2 separate regions of the Homo sapiens genome follow, and region 1 is linked to region 2. The links are chromatin loops, found by intact Hi-C in ENCODE. Cell type or tissue: B cell. All regions are shown on one strand.

The links. Peaks named below come from ENCODE experiments on the same cell type or tissue, not always from the same donor. Only the 100,000 strongest peaks of a DNase experiment are listed, where the experiment ranks them.
Region 1: a loop joins it to region 2, with 28 times the contacts of the local background. A loop is called at or near these places in 103 of 110 quality-filtered maps.

What each region holds. Positions count from the first base shown.
Region 1 is chr13:45,306,133-45,314,132 of GRCh38, reverse strand. No RefSeq gene overlaps it. Among named protein-coding and RNA genes, the nearest start is that of SNORA31B, 26 kb to the left of the region's middle. RefSeq lists a silencer at 2,293-2,352 and an enhancer at 4,196-4,888. In B cell, CTCF peaks have their summits at 2,884 (motif pointing right), 4,318 and 4,518 (motif pointing right); DNase peaks (open chromatin) are centred at 2,902, 3,409 and 4,532; H3K4me3 peaks cover 1,281 bases; H3K27me3 peaks cover 2,145 bases.
Region 2 is chr13:45,044,059-45,052,058 of GRCh38, reverse strand. LOC105370188 (a long non-coding RNA gene) reads left to right here and starts at 4,045. Exons shown (of 3, transcript XR_941935.2): 1 at 4,045-4,116; 2 at 5,318-5,466; 3 at 5,594-5,893. It overlaps LOC107984596 (a long non-coding RNA gene), which reads right to left and starts at 3,912. Exons shown (of 3, transcript XR_001749861.1): 1 at 3,823-3,912. In B cell, CTCF peaks have their summits at 4,365 and 4,565 (motif pointing left); DNase peaks (open chromatin) are centred at 3,038 and 4,548; H3K4me3 peaks cover 515 bases; H3K27me3 peaks cover 443 bases.

The sequences.
Region 1 (8,000 bases), 260 kb before region 2:
CTCCTAGGTTCAAGCCATTCTCCTGCCTCAGACTCCCAGGTAGCTGGGACTACAGGCATGTGCCACCACGCCTGGCTAATTTTTTTTTTTTTTTTTTTTTTGGATTTTTAGTAGAGGTGGGGTTTCACTGTGCTGGCCAGGCTGGTCTCGAACTCCTGACCTCATGATCCACCTGCCTCGGCCTCCCAAAGTGCTGGGATTACAGATGTGAGCCACTGCGCCCAGCCTACACTCTCATTTCTTAGGGTCTCTGCTCTCTTATCAGGAAGGGCTTTCCTAAAGAACCATCTAAATAGCAGTGCCCGACACTCTATCCCGCCTCCCGACTGACATACCATTACCTTCTGATGGGTGAGACCCTGACTTGCTGTTACCGTAGCCCCCATCAGAATGACATCCATTAGAACAGAAGGACCATGAAAGCAGGGACAAGGGCTCTATTTTAGCTTTCACTTTAAGAACACATTTTGTGGGTACTTCATTGTGGATACTTCATAAATATTTGCTTTATAAAGCACAAAACAAAAAATCAGATCAGAAAACAATATGGGCTTTAAAACCTAACAAGACCAGGCATGGTGGCTCACACCTGTAATCCCAGAACTGGTAGGCAACATGGTGAAACCTCATCTCTACCAAAAATACAAAACAAACAAACAAACAAACAAAAGCCGGGCATGGAGGTCATCACCTGTAGTCCCAACTACTAGGGAGGCTGGGGTGGGAGAATCGCTTGAACCTGGGAGACAGATGTTGTAGTGAGGCGAGATCATGCCACTGCACCCCAGCCTGGGTGACAAAGTAAGACCCTGTCTTAAAAACAAAAAACAAACAAAAACATCTAACAAGAATGTTGGCATCAAGCAAAATGTTTCATCTGAAAATAAGAAACTCTGGGTATGGCCGGGTGGGGTGGTTCATGCCTGTAATCCCAACGCTTTGGGAGGCTGAGGCGGCAGATCACTTGAGGTCAGGAGTTCAAGACCAGCCTGGCCAACATGGTGAAACCCCCATCTCTACTAAATAAATAAATAAATAAATAAATAAATAAATAAGGCCGGGTGCGGTGGCTCACGCCTGTAATCCCAGCACTTTGGGAGGCTGAGGCCAGCAGATCACGAGGTCAAGAGATCGAGAACATCCTGGCCAACATGGTGAAACCCCTTCTCTACTAAAATACAGAAATTAGCCGGGCGTGGTGTAGCGGTAGTCCCAGCTACTCGGGAGGCTGAGGCAGGAGAATTGCTTGAGCCTAGGAGGCGGAAGTTGCAGTGAGCCGAATCCCGCCACTGCACTCCAGCCTAGGCGACCGAGAGAAACTCCATCTCAAAAAATAACATAACATAACATAACATAACATAACATAACATAACATAACATAACATAAAAAATAAAATAAAATATAAGCAGGGCACGGTGGCACCCGCCTGTAATCGCAGCTACTCAGGAGACTCAGGCAGAGAATCGCTTGAAACTGGAAGGCGGAGGCTGCAGTGAGCCAAGATCATGCCACTGCACTCCAGCCTGGGAGAAAGAATGAGACTCTGTCTCAAAAATGAAAAAGAAGGCCGGGCGCCATGGCTCACGCCTGTAATCCCAGCACTTTGGGAGGCCGTGTATATTCAGTAGAGACAGGGTTTCACCATGTTGGCCAGGATGGTCTCGATCTCTTGACCTCGTGATCTGCCGGTCTCGGCCTCCCAAAGTGCTGGGATTACAGGCGCGAGCCACCGCACCCGGCCTCTTTTTTTTTTTTTTTTTTTTTAGTAGAGACGGGGGTTTCACCATGTTGGCCAGGCTGGTCTTGAACTCCTGACCTCAAGTGATCTGCCGCCACAGCCTCCCAAAGCGTTGGGATTACAGGCGTCAGCCACCCCACCAGGCCTGCAGGCGATGTTCTTCAGCCTCCCCAACCTTCTAAACAGGGTAAAAGGACCCTGGCGACTATCCCATTGCTGCTTGCCGCTAGGAGCCACACATTTCAAGACTTTTGGCTGGAAAGATAACCGTTTTTACGGTGATACTTCTAAGGTGTTTGTCTGTGTGCTTTTTGGTGTAGTGTCAAATCTTCTGGTAAACATGCGATGAACACATATAGACTTTTGGAGGGGACTTATGGCTTGGCCCCCTCTGCGGATCACCCTAGAGAAAATGCAAACATTACCGTTTAGAGCCGCACCCGCAGAGCTAGAAGAGTTTTCTGTGTGAGGACCGGGCGGCGCTGGAAAGTGCTGCGGCCAGAGACCCCCTGGCCTTTGTCTCTCTGGCGGGCGCGGCTGCCCTGCCCGCCCAGGACTCGCCCCTGCGCCCTCCCTGCGAGGCTGCGGAGAGCAGAGGAGGCCCGGCTCTGGCAGCAGGAACTCAAAGACAGCGAGCGCTCCCCGGACGCTGAGGTCCCTCCGCGCCAAGCCTGGCCTCGCCTGCAGGGCTCGGACGCCGGGGCGGGCTCGTGGCTCCTGCTGCGGGGTCCCGAGGACCGCAGCTCGCTCCGCGCGGATGCTGCTCGGCAGACGCCTCCTTTCTACCTTCCCCTCCACCGCCATTCAGACCAGAATGTACTCGAACATACCCAAATTAAAAAAAAAAAAAAGTAACTCATCGGCATTATCCATTTCCTCCTCCTCCTCCTCCTCCTCAACCCTGTTTTCCGGGGACCATGACAAGAGGCGGCATTTCGTGATGACAGTGTGGGCCACTGCAGTCGTTGCTATTTTATAAGCCAAACGGCTGCTCGCTTTGCCCAGGGAACATAAAAATGACCACCTCCGCCCCTCAAAAAAAAAAAAAAAAAAAAAAAAAAAAAAAAAGAGACGCTTTGTGGTTTGCAGTCCGAGCAGGTGAGAGGCCCTGCCTCTGGCCTCTTCCCGCGCGCTCACAGCCGGGAGGTGTCGCCGGGAGGGGGCGCCCGGGCGCCAGAGGATCTGAGATGCACTGAAGCGCCAACCTGTCTCTATTGGGAGCGGTTCAGGGAAGGAGAAAAAGAACAGGAGGAAGCAACCATAAAGAGCATGTTTGGGGAACGGTCACGTTTCCTTCAGAGCCAGGAGAATGAGGCTGACATTTGTACAGGTGTAGTCTGGCGAAGAGCCCCAACGTGGCACGTTGCTTAGCGACGGAAGCCAAAGCGTTAATAAAAACCGTTAGGGTGAACACTTACAATAAAAGACAGGTGGTACAAAGTCAATGGATGCTGCCGCATCTTATTATTGAAATTCCTGCTGGCTAAGTGGAAAGAGAGGCAGTCTTGCTTCCAAATTTTCCTTTGCAGAAAGATACCAAGCATTCCGTTGGGGATGGAAGTGGGGCTGTTGGTACATTAAGTCTGATGCGGTTATTATTGTGTAGGCATTCTGACATGGCCAGAGTGGTTAGCATGTGTTTACTATGAACGTATTCTTTCAGCAGTTAAGTACGTAATGTGCAAAACACAGGTGCATCATCACAGATTGTCTTCATTTAAAGTTCTTCATGTATGCATCTGCAGCCACCCTTTTGTATCTTCTTGTGAATACTTTGCCCTGTGACTGCCCTCTCCTACCCAAAAGACAGACAAAGGCAGGGAAGATGATGAAATAGTGGGTGCTAGGTGGGGAGGGTAAACAACTGATAGTTCCTACCCGAAATCTTGCCTCAGGGGCTTCTGAAACCAGCAAACATGAAAACAGGAGTTGAGTCAAGCATTGGTATTCTAGCTCTCAAGTGAAATTTAACAAATTTTGCAGCCACTTCTCTAAGGCTTCCCATAATTAGACTGATGAAATTGTAAGGGTTCTATTAAAATTTGTACAATCAATCAATAACCATAACCCATTAGTTGCACCCTGCTAAGGTATAGATAAAATAAATGCAGTAAAGAATGAAAAATTGGCCGGGCGCAGTGGCTCACGCCTGTAATCCCAGCACTTTGGGAGGCCGAGGCGGGCGGATCACAAGGTCAGGAGATCGAGACCATCCTGGCTAACACGGTGAAACCCCGTCTCTACTAAAAATACAAAAAAATTAGCCGGGTGCGGTGGCGGGCGCCTGTAGTCCCAGCTACTCGGGGGGCTGAGGCAGGAGAATGGCATGAACCTGGGAGGCGGAGCTTGCAGTGAGCTGAGATCCAGCCACTGCACTCCAGCCTGGGCAACAGAGCGAGACTCCGTCTCAAAAAAAAAAAAAAAAAAAAGAATGAAAAACATCCGGGCCAGGGGCAGTGGCTCACGCCTATAATCCCAGCACTTTGGGAAGCCAAGCTGGGAGGATCGCTTGAGCCCAGAAGTTCGAGACCAGCCTGGGCAACAAAGGGAGACCCCATCTCTATAAAAAAATTAATCCAATAAATAAGAAAAATATCTGCAACTGGCTAAAAAAAAGTATGTAGGTACGGTTTTTCTTTTCGGAAATCATACTCCCAGCTGCTGCATCTACTGTGTATGTACAGAAAAGGGACTTTAGTAATTTAACTCATAGATGACTAACCTGTTGATAAAATAATTGTTAATGTTTGGGTGGTGTAGTTCACCAGAAGGGCACCAGAGGGCGCCCAAGTTTGCTTCCCACAGAACCCCAGGGTAATTTGCAGTTCAAAAGGCTGGCACTCAGCCCAGCATGGTTTCAACACCTGGAGGTCCTGTTGCTGGAAAGCATTTTGGAAACACAGGACTGATAACTTCCGTTCCACTGGTATGAACTGGAAGATGGCTAGGCTAATGCTCACTGTTGGATTCGAAGTCTTGACCTTGTTTTCAGTTGTGTTTGGGGCTGCTTTGTAGGAAGACCCGTCTCCCAGCTCTCAGCTTGTCTCCCACCCTCAGCATTTTTATAATGATAGTGCACAATGACAATCCCTGGAATAGTATAATTACAGTCTAGTGCATAGAGCGGTATGGATGAGGGGGATGTGTACATTCACAGAGGAGAACAGTGAGTGAAATCAGCCCTACCTAATCGACAGAGCTTTGTCATATGTTCTAAAGGTTAAAAATTCTCAATACGGGGACTCCCTTTTATTTCAAATCCACATCTGAATCTCTTTCACCTTGTTTACTGTGAGTCACTGAATCAATTATCTACTGCTGTGTTACAAATAACCCCCAAATATAGTTAAGAATAATAAATATGTATTATCTCAAAGTTTCTGTGGGTCAAGAATTCAAAGCCTCTTGGCTAGATGGTATGAGCCTGGGGTCTCTTTGTTGAGGCTGCTGTGAAATGGTGGCTGTGTCTGCAGTCATTTGAACACCTGACTGGGTTGGGGTATCCACTTCCAGGATGTTCACTCACATAGCTGCTGGGAGGAGGCTTCCTCACCTCCTGGATCTCATCATTGGACCGTTTCAGTCTCTCCCACGATATGGTAGCTGCTTCCTCCAGAGTGAGAACTCCAATGGAAATACAGTGGAAGCCACAATATGGTTTATGATCTAGTTTTGGAAGCTGCACATCATTTCCTCAATGTCCTAATGGTTACATGGTTAGCCCTGGGACTGACTACCCAAGGGCATGAATTCCAGGTGCTGGGGATCATAGGAGACCCTCTTGGAAGCTGGCTGGAGTGCAGTGGCGTGATCTCAGCTCACTGCAACCTCTGCCTCCCAGGTTCAAGTGATTCTCCTGCCTGAGCCTCCTGAGTAGTTGGGATTACAGGTGTCTGCCACCATGCCCAGCTAATTTTTATATTTTTAATAGAGATGGTGTTTCACCATGTTGGCCAGGCTGGTCTCGAACTCCTGACCTTAAGTGATCTGCCCACCTCAGCCTCCCAAAGTGCAGGGTTTTACAGGCATGAGCCACCTCACCCGGCCCAATTTACCTTATTTAATGGAATCATTTCTGTTTTAAGAATGCATACACGAATCACTTTTTACACTTGATCTTAACCAAAAGGCCAAGAAACAATACATGAAACACTTTTTAAATGCATACCAGAAGTTTATTTTCCTGAGTACAAATTGCTCCCCCTTCTGTAGATCAGAAAATAATTTCTGAAGAGGTGTGTGTTGGGGTGGGGAGAATGTCCTATCTTTAATAATATATATGTGTTATTAAACATATTTGTCTCTCACAACTGTAAAATTGATGTGTTAAGGAGAAGCTTTCCACCTTCTGGTTGGGAATGTTTTCTTCATTTCTTTCTGCAAGCAGACTTGCTAGCAAATGGCAAGTTATATCAAACAGTAAGAATCAATAAAAGTCATCAGGGAGTTACTGGATCACTTTGTTTTAAAACTAACCATCCCAAGCCCTTTTCTTGTATGACCTGACACTAGCCGACCCTAAAAGGGAACTGTGATGATTCTTTTATTCATTATTTTTTCAGAAATAAGAGCTCCAAGGCAGAAAGGTTTGAAGCAACCTCAGAATTGGAAAATGGCTGCGAACTCAAAGTTCTAACCTGCTGAGTGACCTTGGATGACATCAGAAACTTAAGAGAAGGGTTCTGACACTCACTCAGCAGCCTCCCTCCATTTCTGTCAACAGCAGAGGCAGCGCCCAGGCATCCTCCTGCCTTGGCCTCCCAAGTAGCTGGGATTCATATGGCTTTTGGAGTTAGAGAGATACGAGTTTAAATTCTCCCTTCACTTCTCATCGGCTGTGTGACCCTGGATGTTTTATTTAACCTCTCTAAGGCTCAATTTACCCTTGTGGAATATAGGGATACTAGTATTTACCTTCCTGGGTAGTTGTGAGGTGATCTATGTCAAGTACCTATTATAGTTCTTGGGCCTCCTAGGTGGTCAACATTTGGAGGCTGTTATGGAAGGGGGAGGGGATGGAATATGGCACCACAGTGATGTGCAGAGGGGATCTATAGTCAGCTGTTTCTCTCTAGGTGAGATCATGTAAAACATAACATGACATTCCATAGTATTTTTCTCTTTAGAAAACTGAATAAGCTTTCTGGGGAAAATCAGGGAAGTGAGAATGTGTGGTGTCCCAAATTTAGGTCCTCCACATGCTGGCATTTCAGGATTCCCAGAACCATGGCTGGGTTCCCACCTGCTCACCCAAAGCAAAGTCTGTTGGTGACAGATCCTGCCCACACAGAGAACTCCTAATCAAACATTTCATTTCCTCATTAAAAAAATGTGAACAAATAGGCAAGAAGCACCAACAGAGCCTTCAGCATGAAAGAGAAAAACCAAGATGAACAAATAGAAAACAGATATAATGCAGGGTACAGAAGAGTACAACAAGACCGCTAATTAGCATTCTAGAGAAATCTACAACAGCGGATCTATAAAAGAAGAACAAACATGATGCTATAAAATAAGAAAAATCAGGCAGTTGACTAACACCTGTAATCCCAGCACTTTTGAGAGGCCAAGGTGGGAGGATCATTGAGCTTAGGAGTTCAAGACCAACCTGGGCAATATATCAAGACCTTGGCTGGGTATGGTGGCTCACACCTGTAACCCCAGCACTTTGGGAGGCCAAGGCAGGTGGATCACTTGAGGTCAGGAGTTCAAGACCAGCTGGCCACTATAGCGAAACCCTGTCTCTACTAAAAATATAAAAATTAGCCGGGCATGGTGGTACACACCTGTAATTCCAGCTACCCAGGAGGCTGAGGCAGGAGAATCGCTTGAACCGAGATCGCACCACTGCACTCCAGCCTGGGCAACAGAGCAAGACTATATCTCAAACAACAACAACAAACAAACAAACAAAAACAAAGACCTTGTCTCTACCAAAATAAAAACACTAGCTGGGTGTGGTGGCATGCACCTGTAGTCCCACCTACATGTGAGGCTGAGGTGGGAGAATTACTTGAGCCTGGGGAGGTAGAAGTTGCAGTGAGCTATGATCACGCCACTGCACTCCAACCTGGGCGATAGAGCAAGACCCTGTCTCAAAAAAAAAAAAAAAGAAAAGAAAAGAAAAATAAATAAGAAGTAGCTGATTCCTTCATGAAGGAGTTGGTTCTAGAGCATAAGAAAAATATATAAAAAAAAGAAACAGACTTTGAGCACATTTAAACTCTGAGAGAGAAGAAAACTTATTTAAAAAGTAAAAAT
Region 2 (8,000 bases):
TGAGGTCTGTATACCAATGAGTGTACGTCACACACATGAGGATACTATCTCTACTAACTTGGTCTAAGTTACGACATGGTCAGGTCTCTGTTCAGTTACAGAGGCATTTGGTGTGTGCTTTCTGATGTTGATGGTGGTGACAATGATGGAAAGTGTTAGCTGCCAAGGCAGTTTCTCTGCTGTCTCCTTGATAACAATATTAATATCTAATGTTTAGTAAATGTCTACCGTTGTCGAGAAATTTTGTGGGGCACTGATGGGACAAAAAATACAAGGACAACAAATAAGTAGTACTTGTCCTTGAAGAACTAGTAAGTCTAAAAAGGAAAATAGATGAGTCCAACGATTATAATGCAAGCGAGAATTGTTGGATGAGAGTATGTAAAAGGCACAAGGAAAGCCAGGCCTGTGAGGGAAGGGCGGTGGCAAAGAGGAAGTAGAGAATACGGGGGAGGAGTCTGCCGGATGAACACCCTAGGGAAATGTTCCAGAAAGAAGGAATGGATGTGCCAAGTAGGGAGGTGTGAGAGACATGATTGGGGCCATTCCATCTGGCCCAGTACTGTAGCCACGGTGCTAGAAAGGCAGGGGTTAGGGAGGTGGCCAGACAACTGGTGAGGCTGGAGAGAGAGATGGGAGTCAGGTCATATGCAAAGGAATTGGTTTCATTATGTTGGCATTAGGGATCTTTTGGTTTTGTGGAATGGAGTGATATGCATATTAGAAAGATCTCACTGGTATCCTTACGGTTGAGGCTTAAGGAGAAGGGAGACTGGTGAGGTGATTTTAATATTTTAGGAGAGAAAGGATGACTAAGGCAGTAGTGGAGGGGTCAGGACAAGGAACAGAAAGCTATATATGAGGGGTCATGGGGATGCCTGTCAGAGGGATGAAGGACTGGAGAATGACTTCAGATATTGTGACTTGGGCTTCTGGGTGGATGCAGTGTTGAGTTGAGGATGGGGAGTCCACAGATCACGCAGCTGAGATAGTCAATTGCCATTTTTATCCATTGATGTGAATTCAGAATGGAGGCTTAGTTGAAGATACAGACATGATACTGACAGCGCCCAGAGAGAGGAAGAGCAGGTTAAGGGTCCAGAAGCATACCCCAAAGTAAGGAATAGGCCATGAGGGAGGAGCCAGTAAAGGAGACAGAGAAGGAAAATCCAGAGTGGAAGCACAGAAGAAGGTCAGGCCAAGGGAGGCGAAGGTTTTAAAGGGGAGAAAGTGATCAACAGAGTTAAATGCTACAGAGAGAAGTGGGACTGAGGCTTTTAAAAAGCCATTTATCAGGAACCCGGGAGGCGGAGCTTGCAGTGAGCTGAGATCGCGCCACTGCACTCCAGTCTGGGTGACAGAGCGAGACCCCATCTCAAAAAAAAAAAAAAATAAATAAATAATAAAAATAAATAAATACAAAGCCATTTATTTTAGCAACCTTGGGGGCCACCGGGAGAGCAACTGCAGTAAAGTGAGGAAACCAGACCTCAGAGGGTGCAGCACCCATGGGAGATGAAGGGGTGGAGACAAGCATAGACAACTCGAGCCAGGAACTTGACTGTGGAGAGGAGAGAGGATAACAAGCAGAGAGACTCAAGTGGTGTTGAAAATAGTAAGGTAGGGGCTGGGCGCGGTGGCTCATGCCTGTAATCCCAGCACTTTGGGAGGCCGAGGTGGGCAGATCACTTGAGGTCAGGTGTTCGAGACCAGCCTGCGCCGCACGGTGAAACCCTGTCTCTACTAAAAATACAAAAATTAGCCAGTCATGGCGGCGGGTGCCTGTAGTCCTAGCTACTTGGGGGAGGCTGAGGCATGAGAATCGCTTGAACTTGGGAAGCAGAAGTTGCAGTGAGCTGCACTCCAGCCTGAGCGACAGAGTGAGACTCTGTCTCAAAATAAATAAGTTAATAAATAAATAAATAAAATAAAATAAAATTAAAAAGTAAGGTAGGACATTTTAGCCAAGTTCAAGAATGGGGAAAAAATATATAAGGCAGGATGGGCTTGCACCTGCTGACATACTGAGAGGAAGATGCCAAGTGAGAGGAAGGATTGGGGATCAGAAACAAAGGGGTAACTGAGGGAGCAAGGAACTTGAAATTGGGGTGGGAGGATTAGAGGAAGGCTGGTTTTTTCTTCTGAAACATGGACTAGGGGCTGATGAAGATGCGGGTTAGTGCAGGCAGATGTTGGCGTTGAACAGGAGACATCTGAGGGAGTTCATTCATATCCGTTGGACTCTATTCACAGTGAACATTATCACTAGAGAAAGCCTGACTATTGAACAGTGGCTGAAAGGGCAGACTTTGCAGGCACTACTAGGGTTCAAATGCTTTTTCTGCCATTCTGTAGCTTATGACCTTGGGAAATTTCCCTAACACCTTGTGCCTCAGTTTTCTCATCTGTATGATGGAGATGACAATAATCCTCAATGGCTTGTGGTAAGAATTAAATGAGTTAAAATATGTGAAGTGCTTAGAACAGTGTCTGGTATATAATAAGCCTCATACAACAACTGCGGTTGTCATCATTGTCTCCATCATTTTCTGCTGAGACAGATGGTTGTTTGTTTGTTTGTTGTTGTTTTGAGATAGGATCTCACTCTGTCACCCAGGCTGGAGGGCAGAGGTGCAGTCTTCGCTCACTGCAACCTCCACCTCCCAGGCTCAAGTCCTCCTCCCACGTCAGCCTCCTGAGTAGCTGGGATTACAGGCACACTCAGCTAATTTTAAAATTTGTTTTGTAGATATGGGTTCTCACTAGGTCTCACCCAGGCCGTCCTCAAATTCCTAGGCTCAAGTGATCCTCCCACCTTGGCCCCCCAAAGTGCTGGGATTACACACGTGAGCCACCATGCTCGGCTGGTTTTGAATGCACTGTTGGAAGTTGTAAACATTTAGACCACCTGTTGAGTAAAATAGGAGAAAGGGCTAAGAACATGAAAGACTGCTGAGTGATATCGGGAAGTAAAGATAAAACCAGAAGATAAAACTTGGTAGCAGTTTAAAGTTTCACAGTTGAGTGAAGTTGTCACTGAATAACCTAAAGAGATTGGTTTTATTTCCTCTTTATAGATGAGGAAACTTGAGGCTTAGGAAGGTTTAATAGCTTGTCTAGGGTGACACACGGGTAAGTGGCAGGCACAGGTGATTTGACACTGCACTCTACCTTTTCACCACACTGGTGTTCAAAACACACAACAAAGCAGCTCCCCTGACAAACTGTCATCAAGGCCTTTGAACCTGTGGTTGCCAGAGGAGTGATGGGGTTGTAATGCACACAGGGAAAGAAGAAAAGAAATGGGACGGAGAGAATGGTCTGACTTTGTGAAGGACTTCTATGACATTGGAATAATGAACATTTCCTTCAAAATGAAAGAAGTCTAGTTCTCATCTCACTTACTGAAAGCACAAACCCAAATTCTGACAGATTCTGGTAAAGAAGCCTCTTGATAAATGGACCCTTTTATTCAGGATTTGCCTGGGCATTAAAGCTGCTAGGACAGACAATGTATATGAACTGGGATATATACAGATAATGTATATATCTGTATATACACCATATTATATAATGTATACGATGGGATCCAGTAGTGCCCAGCACACCAAGGTGATTACAAGGCAATTAGCGTGTGTCTGCTGAATGAATGACTGATTAAGTCATGACTCTGGAGGTGTGGTAAGAGGGTTGGGGAGAAAGATGTGGAGGATCCTTCAGAAATTAGTCTAACATAGGAAGTCCTATGAAAAGGCCTTCTGTCGAACATTTTAAAGCATTGGCAGTACCCAGAAATTACTTAAATGTCTGTAAAACACTCACCTAAACAATTGACATCACTTGACCACATTAACTAGGGCTAACAGTCCTTCTAATTGCCACATCCCCACCAGCTTCTAGATGGTAATGGCCCAGCTGGTTTCAATGGGTCTCCATGGTTACACTCATGCTCTGGTTTCCATGGTTACATTTCCAGGTCTCTCATAGGAGTTACATATATATTTGAAATTTAAAAGGATTTTTTTTCTTTCTTGTCAGCCTACACAGAAATCTAGGGTTCAGAGGTCCAGGATGAAAGTTTCAGTGACCTCTTGGGAGGTTACCAAGGAGGAAATGGTAATATTTGTGACAGCTGTGATCTATCATGGAATAAGGAAGAGAGCACTCAATTGGGAAATACTGTGGAGCTAGAATGATAACCCAATATTTTATGAGCCTTAGTGTTTTGCTTAATTAGAGGAGGCGGAAAAACTGGACTGAGAAAAGAATACCCTATTGTTTGGATACATGGCTCCCAGCGCTAGGAGTAGGATGTTGTCCAGAGATGGGGGTGGGGGGCTTTCTATTGAAGTCCCTTTAAAATGATCATTTCTTTACCATAACAGTGTTGTGGCCTCCCTGCACTCATTCCTCCCTCAGTCCTCATTCAAATCATTTTTCTTGGCTTACTCGGCTAAAGCAGGCATCTGCTACAAGGTACCAGCCGGGGCAAGACTTAGTTGGCTCCGGCTTTTCTCGGCGGAGGGAGACAGGTGGAACTCTAGTGCCGCCTTGTGGAATCGCTAACATTTCCAGGTCTACCTCACCTAGAAAAGAACTCAAGTTTGTACTGTTAGGATTTAAGAAGACTTTCTCCATTTCTTTTAATGTATCCATCCCTCCCTCCCTCCTACAAAGTTCACTGAGTATCTATTATATTTCAGCTAGGCCCTAGAAATAATACTAATACAAAAGATAGGATATTGCCTTCACGCAGTTCATAATCCGTTGCAAAACAAGTAAACAGCGCATAACAGTCCCAAGAGCTAATGGAAGAATGACAGTGGGGTGACCTACTGGCTGGGAAAGCTGTGTAAGCTATCGAGCTAGGGGCCTTTTTTTTTTTTTTTTGAGGGAGTCTCGCTCTGTCGCCCAGGCTGGAGTGCAGTCGCACGATCTCGGTTCACTGCAAGCTCCGCCTCCCGGGTTCACGCCATTCTCCTGCCTCAGCCTTCCTAATAGCTGGGACTACAGGCGCGCGCCCGCCACCACGCCTGGCTATTTTTTTGTATTTTTAGTAGAGTCGGGGTTTCACCGTGTTAGCCAGGATGGTCTCGATCTCCTAACCTCGTGATCTGCCGGCCTCGGCCTCCCAAAGTGCTAGGATTACAGGCATGAGCCACCGCGCCCGGCGCTAGAGAACATTTTTGAGCTGGGTCTTCAAGGATTCTGTCCCTCAAGGTTGAAAGATGAAATAATGCAATGTTTTATCAGTAGGGGGACTTTGTCATCAAAATAAACCAGAGAATAACATGTAGTAATTCCTGTCTTCATTTAGGTTCATATGCTTGCTACCTTCCAAACAGCTCTTCAGGCAGAAGCAGGTACACAGACAGTGCTGGCGGAAAAACCTGAGAAGCAGCTATCAGTATTAGACCACATACGAAAGCCTCTTCGGGACATTTGCAAGCATCCAGAGCAGAGATGGTAGGCACCTCCTTGCAGGAACAGGCTCTTCACTGGGCAGGGGGAGGGAGGGAAGGGGTGTGAGGAGGGTGGCAGAAATGAATGACTTTAAGTAGGTGAGTAATGTCATCAAATTTGAATTTTACAGATTTGTTTCTATGGCATTACGTTCTTAACCAAGTTCCAGAATGACTCTCCGGCCCTGGATTGGGCGACTTTGTTGTCTGTGCTTCTGATTCATAGAAAGAGGGAATATTAGGGGAAGAGGTTGGAATATGACAGCTATACTTACTGGTTTCTTGTGCCTTCTCCCAGAGATATTCTTTGCTTCTATAGGCAGATTTTGATTTAAAGCAAATATTGAATTATCCTTTGGTCCTGCTGTGTGTGTTTGAAGTGCTCGCGGATCATCCAAGTGGAGAGAGCACCGAGTAGGCCCTCCTTACTTTTTTTTTTGGTAACACATGATTCTACACTTCAGTATTCTTATTATATCTTGGAGATGGATATATAGAACTGACTCATTCTTTTAAATAGCAGTGTAGAATAGAGGTAGAATGGAGGTAACAATGTATTTAACCAGGCCTCTTTTAATGGGCTTTAAAAGGCCACACCACCGGGTGTGGTGGCTCACGCCTGTAATCCTAGCACTTTGGGAGGCCAAGATGGGCAGATCACGAGGTCAGGAGTTCAAGACCAGCCTGGCCAATGTGGTAAAACCCCGCCTCTACTAAAAATACAAAAATTAGCTGGGCGCAGTGGTGCGTGCCTGTAGTCCCAGCTACTCAGGAGGCTGAGACAGGAGAATTGCTTGAACCTGGGAGGCAGAGGTTGTGGTGAGCCCAGATCGCGCCACTGTAGGGAGACAGAGCGAGACTCCATCTAAAAAAGAAAAAAAACAAAAAAGCCACACTAATTTATATTTGACTGTCAATGCATGAGAGAGCCAATTTCCCACTACCTGCTTTTGTGAATCGTGTTCAGATTCTTTGCCCATTTATCTATTAGCTTGCTGGTTCTTTTTTATTTTCTTATTTTTATCAGCTGTTTAAATGCTAAGAACTTAGGCTTTTGTCTGTGATGTGAGTTGCAAATATTCATGTCTTTTGATTATGCTTTCTATGCAGAATTTTTCTTTAATATATACCAATTTATCAATGTTTTATTTTTAAATTTATTTTTATTTTTATTTTTTGAGACGGAGTTTTGCTCTTGTTGCCCAGGCTGGAATGCAATAGTGTGATCTTGGCTCACTGCAACCTCTGCCTCCTGGGTTCAAGCGATTCTCCTGCCTCAGCCTCCTGAGTAGCTGGGATTACAGGCATGCGCCACCATGCCCTGCTAGTTTTGTATTTTTAGTAAAGACGGGGTTTCTCCATGTTGGTCAGGCTGGTCTCGAACTCCTGACCTCAGGTTATCCACCTACCTGGGTCTCCCAAAGTGCTGGGATTACAGGCACGAGCCACCCTGCCTCGCGAGCCACCCTGCCCGGCCTATCAATGTTTTATTTTAGGGCTTCTGGATGTTATGTTATTCTTAGAAAGTTCTTGCCAATTTCAACATTACCGAAAAGACTTTTATTTTGTATCATATATATGTGATACAGTTGCAGTGGCTCCGCCTGTAAACCCAGCAGTTTGGGAGGCCAATGCAGGTGGATCACTTGAGGTCAGGAGTTCAAGACCAGCCTGGGCAACATGGTGAAACTCTGTCTCTACTAAAAATACAAACATTAGCCAGGTGTGGTGGCGTGCGCCTGTAATTCCAACTACTGGGGAGGCGGAAGCAGGAGAATTGCTTAAACCTGGGAGGCGGAGGTTGCAGTGAGTTGATGTGGCGCCACTGCACTCCAGCCTGGGAAACAGAGCGAGACTCTGCCCCAGGGGAAAGAAAGGTTTAATCTATCTGGAGTTTATTTTGATTTACAGAGATCTAATGTATTTTTTTCCCCCACATGTCTACCCAGTAGTCTCAACACCATTTATTGAGTAATCTATTTTTTTCCCACTGATTTGAAATGCTATCTTTATATATATGTCTGTTTCAGAATTTTCTATGGCAGATGAGTTTTTTGTTTGTTTGTTTGTTTGTTTTTGGGTGGAGTTTCGCTCTTTTTGCCCACACTAGAGTGCAATGGCGTGATCTTGGCTCACTGCAACCTCCACCTCCTGGATTCAAGTGATTCTCGTGCCTCAGCCTCCTGAATAGCTGCGATACAGGCGCCCACCACCACACCTGGCTAATTTTGTATTTTTAGTAGAGATGGTGTTTCACCATGTTGGTCAGGCTGGTGTTGAACTCCTGACCTTAGGTGATCCGCTCGCCTCTGCCTCCCAAAGTACCGGGATTACAGGCATGAGCCACTGTGCCTGGCCAGCAGATGAGCTTTAAGTCCATCTAACCTTGTCTTTGAAGGAAGGTTCAATGTTCCTGTTCTTTTGTTTTTGAATGTGGGAAAGCCTTGAGCATGTTTGTATGTGGAGGGAGAAAAGCAAGTGGTCAGGGAGAGGTGCAGAGGAGACCCAGATGGGACCGTGAAGGGAAGATGGGTTATG